2 separate regions of the Mus musculus genome follow, and region 1 is linked to region 2. A link is a loop called in an ENCODE intact Hi-C map of the cell type or tissue named here. Cell type or tissue: left cerebral cortex. All regions are shown on one strand.

Region 1 (2,500 bases), 61 kb after region 2:
CAAACAAGTGCTGTTAAACTTGGGAATAGGATGGCTTTTTTTTTTTTTTTTTTCTTTGCCAGTGTCTTTGGTATGAGTACTTCTTAGTAATAGGAGGAAATAATGAAAGATCGACAGACAATGTTTAGGTAGCTATAGAAATGTCAGGTTCAAAGCCAACACCCTGACTGTGAGCCAAGGCCTCACCGTTAGCTGCCGGATGATGTCTTCTCTCTCCTTCAGCCGTGTCTGCAGGCGGCCTATGAGCTGCAGATCCTCAGGCCGCGAAGTTCCTTTCCCTGCCTTCTCTCCAGACTCTTTTAGCCTGTTTAAAGAATGCAGTCAGTCCTACAGAGGTTTCTCAATAGGCAGGTGGGAGACTGTGTGTTTAGGATGGCCACCCAAGCCCCTACTCCTGGTCTGGCTCCCATCAGTTCTCTCAGGAGTGTGCACATAGATTCTGCATGCAGCCTAGCTTCCGGGACAAGGCATGGCTCTGTAACAAGAGCCCTACCCGACCCTGGACCCTCAGGATCCCCTGATGCCCATGCGGTTCTTGCCCCATCTGGCGGGGGCATAGAGTACAGCATGAGTTTGTCTTTCAGGAGCCGCTGTGAAAGACAGGGTGGCGATTGTGGGAGGGGCTATGGCTATTGATTGATGGCAAGTGAGGACTTTGAGATGAGAAAACTCTACCTCCACTTCTCTTCTAATCCTGGCTCTGCTGCGCTTTAGTTATTTGCCTTATTGATCACACCACGTCTCCTGGAGCCAAAGTTTGTTATTGGGGGGGGGGGGGGGGCGGGGAAGGGCGGGGGAGGAGAGTGGTGGTGCAGGTGAGACAGAGCCTCACTATGTAGCTCAGGCTGGCCTTATCGTATAGACCAGCCTAACCTAGAACTCACAGAAATCCACCTGCTTCTGCCGCCATGTGCCACGACGTGCCACCACTCCCAGCAGTTCCTTTCTTTGTAAAGTGAGCACTTTATAAAGTGGTTGGTTGTGGAATCAAGGAGGTAAGGGTTGACTGGCACAAGACTGAGAGGCGCGTGGCAAGTGCCCACTGGGTGGCGCTTGCCTGACACATTTCTCTGCAGTCTTTCTGTCAGTGCTAGGGAATAAACTCTACCATACCACTGAGCTAATATCCATAGGGTTTTGTTTTGTTGTTTTTTAAAACTTTTTATCCTGAGATAGAATTTCACTGCTCTGCCCATGAACTCATCTGACAGCCCTTTCTGGCTTGTGATCCTCATGTCTCATCTCCTTCTTATGAACTATATGCCTGTGGTTCTGGGCACAACACATTACAACTGTTTGAGGTCAAGACTGGTTTTTAAGAGCATTTCTCTTAAATTCACTTTCTACTATATAACCACGGGGAAGAGGTTTTACCTTTCGGCATGGATCTCGATGTCATCTCCTAACTGGTCTCCCTGTCAATCATCCCTTTTCTTAGTTTCACTATTACCCAGCAACCACAAGAAAGCTGCTTCTGGCCCTTTACCAACATACACATAAATGAAAATAAATCGTTATAGATCAATGCATCTCTCAATTCACACTAGAGAAGATTCTACTTGCAGTAAATAGCAACTAACACAGAGACCCACAACCAGTTGAAGTGCAGAGAATATGAGACAGCTATAGATGCTCTCTACAAACGGATAGCAAAGCCCCGCTGCTGAAGACAACATCGACACAACTCACTGAACACGGAGATGTTGAGCTGGTGCCTACATGCAGCCTTCACCCTACATGCTAGTGTCTCTGGTATTCTGCATGCTACCAAAAGAGAAACAAGCACCACACCCAGTCATAAACTCTCTGATCTACAGTGGTGCCCTGACCATAAGACACAAGAGCTCAGTGGTGGTATGAAGCTTGTGGGAGTAACCAACTAATACATGATTTGGCTTACGGCTCACTCCCACGCCATGAGATGGAACCCATAACCTATACTGCTTGGATGGCCAAAACTAAGACTAGATAGCCCCAGAGCACAAGGTATCAGTAAAATGACTCCATATGACATTTTTACTATACTCATAAATCAGTGCCTTGTTCAACCATCATCAGCGAAGCTTCCTATTTCCTATAGCATATAGAAATAAGTACAGATATTCTGCAGAGAGTGACAGACCTTTGAACACTCAGCCCTAAATGGAACATCTCCATCAAGTCCCCTGTAGACTCAGGGAAACCTGCAGAAGAGAAGGCTGGAAGATTATATAAGAGCTAGAGTGGATAGAGGACACCAGGGAAACAAGGTCCTCTCTATCTACAGGATCGATGCATACTTGATCACACAGAGACAGAGGCAGACAGGGCCTGCCCGACTCACAGTACCAGACTGTGTCCTAAAGCTGAAAGGAGGCCACAGTTTCTGACCCAGAAGATATCTCCAACTGATAACCACTTGCAAATGAAAATTTAGTTATCTCCAAGGGAGTCTCACTGGGAAATAAACTACTCTTAAGGGTAGGCTGCCTGCCCAGCAGGAGATGCCAACAGATCATGC
Region 2 (2,500 bases):
CTGTAGTGGAAATTTCCAGGCGTCTCACATCAGGCAATGCCATCAGTTCCTGTGATCTCTTGTTCTGGCCATTGCTAAAGAGGAATCGGTTTACAGAATCTGAGCCAAAGCGTGACTCATGACCATGCCCCGTTTATGATCTGATTGTTACTTCTCACAGCTGAATGGGGGTTTATCCCTTGGGAACTGAGACCCATTGCAAGGGCTGACAAGGCAGTCAGCACCCTCATCTTGGCTTCTCCCCCAGAAGAGGTAGGTATCATAGTCATTGTTCCTCACAAAGGGTTCATGTGACAAAATGCAAAGTAAACAAGCTTTCCCCCAGCAGAAGTGACATCCTGGCTCATTATCACTCCATCCGCTCCTTCTTGCGCCTGGGGATCTCAAACAGATGTGAGTTCGTTTTTTTTACTTCTTGCTGGGGGAACATTTTGAATATAATTAGAAGCAGAGAGACTGCAACAATGTAGTCTGTATGCCAATTAGCTTGTTTGCAGACCATTAGCTTGATCTGCTCTTGCTACAGCCAAACCTTGAACCCTGTACCCTATTCTCCCTGTCCTTTAGCAAGACGGTCTTAATGTAATACCATCAGGTGTGTGTTGTGTTGAACCTATTCTGTTCTCTCCTAAATCCAACTATTTTAGATTTATTCTCCATATCTTGGGAGCACTACACTATCCCTTGAGTGCTGCTGGGTCCTGAGGATACAAAGATGAATATGACATTGTTTGGAGGCAGAAGCACAAATAATTCATTGGCTCATAGCAAAAGGTTGGGCACTGGACCAACCCCACCCTGGCACAGCCTTGCTCCACCAGTGGTAGGTTTAAAAATGAAATAATTAGCACTAACCATGTGCCAGGGCAAGAGAGAGAGTTTCCAGAGAAATTGCCGGTATGAAAAAATGCTTGGCTGATTTTATTTTTAAAGTTAGAAAGGATGGGCACAGTTATTGCAGTGAAGTTGAAACTGGCTAAACATGAGAAAACACGGCCACCCCTTGGAATTTGATCAGCTGGACAGAGCATAACAAACCTCCCCTAAGTAATGCCTGACACCAGCTTGATTGGGGAAGGAAAAGGGTAGGGAAGGAGAGTTCTGAGTTCAGTTCTCTTCTCGGGTAACTGCACATCAGGGTAACAATCAAAGCTACCTACTAGGACAGTAAGTAACACAATCACATGCATATCTTTCTTTAAGGTTACTTTGCAGCAAATCAGAATTAATTTGTTTCATGAGTTGAGATGGTGAGTCAGAAAGAAATTAGATGGGTCACGACGACCTTTGACTGCCGCAGATACTATTGATTCGGTTGTTAAGTAGCTGCAAAATGGTTTTGGCACTATGATACAGCATCACAAATATATATCACTAATTCAAAACAATTCATAAGAAATTCAAGTCCTAAACACATGTGGAACTCAAGTACCAGAGCCATCTTCACCACTAGGGGGAAGCAAACTATCGCCTATCAATTTATTATCCTTGGTTCCTCGGTTGCAGGATGGTTGACATTGAATCATATTTCTAACATGCTAACTTCCACTTTCCAGTCTCAACTGAATAAGAAAAACCATTTTCACACTTTATTCACTATTTCTATGTATAGTAGGGGGTCATTTCTCAGGGTGTTGCAGGACCATGGGATCAGAAAAAGGACTGTAGAGATCTGACATCTTATTCGTCATCAGTACGTAACAAAAGTCTTTCTGATCTTCTGCAGCAACAGAGGGACCTAAAATGACAATCCATCAGGCATAATGACAAATGACAGGGCTCAATATTTTGCCTATAAATGCCCACCTTTTGGGGGAGTTCCTGTCATTCTAATAATACAAAACTGATAAAATGCAAAATTAAAAGAAAAAAATATAGATTAAAGCACTGCTTGCATTTTTATTTATTTTCTTAAATTCTCGGTTTCCTAAACTACTATGATGCGTCAATATGTTTCATCATTTGGGGAGAGTAAGGAAATCAATACGGAAGCACAAGAACTTATTCCAGTAGCAAAGTTCAAAGTGCCCTGGTTAAAGTTCAGAATTATCTATCAGGAGTATTTTGTTTATAAGACCCAAACACTAGGCCCTGTTCATGTTGGCCAAATTCTGAACCACCACTAAGCTACATCCAGTCCCAGAAAAATGCTTTTGAAAATTAACTATAGTTCATTGAGAGATCCTGTCTCGGGAAGGGAAGGGAAGGGGAGGGGAGGGGAGGGGAGGGGAGGGAGAGGGGAGGGGAGAGGGAGGGGAGGGGAGGGGAGGGGAGGGGAGGGGAGGGGAGGGAAGGGAAGGGAAGGGAAGGGAAGGGGTTGAAAGAGGAAGGCACTGGTCTCTGAACATTTGACTGTATTCAAAATACTGCATGCACACACACACACACACACACACACACACACACACGGAGAGAGACAGAGGCAGACAGACAGACAGACATGCACACGGTGGGAGGGGGGGAAGAAATGGGCAAAGGAGGAAAACAGCAAAGAAATGCA

The links. Peaks named below come from ENCODE experiments on the same cell type or tissue, not always from the same donor. Only the 100,000 strongest peaks of a DNase experiment are listed, where the experiment ranks them.
Region 1: it touches region 2 in a loop (10-fold over the local background); 20 of 42 quality-filtered maps call a loop at or near these places.

The regions. Positions count from the first base shown.
Region 1 is chr5:45,533,967-45,536,466 of GRCm38, forward strand. It overlaps Fam184b (family with sequence similarity 184, member B), which reads right to left. Exons shown (of 16, transcript NM_021416.3): 13 at 187-304. Among named protein-coding and RNA genes, the nearest start is that of Med28, 15 kb to the left of the region's middle. In left cerebral cortex, CTCF peaks have their summits at 517 and 1,054 (motif pointing right); DNase peaks (open chromatin) are centred at 539 and 1,030.
Region 2 is chr5:45,472,944-45,475,443 of GRCm38, forward strand. No RefSeq gene overlaps it. Among named protein-coding and RNA genes, the nearest start is that of Lap3, 19 kb to the right of the region's middle. In left cerebral cortex, a CTCF peak has its summit at 1,453 (motif pointing right); DNase peaks (open chromatin) are centred at 143 and 1,458; H3K27ac peaks cover 947 bases.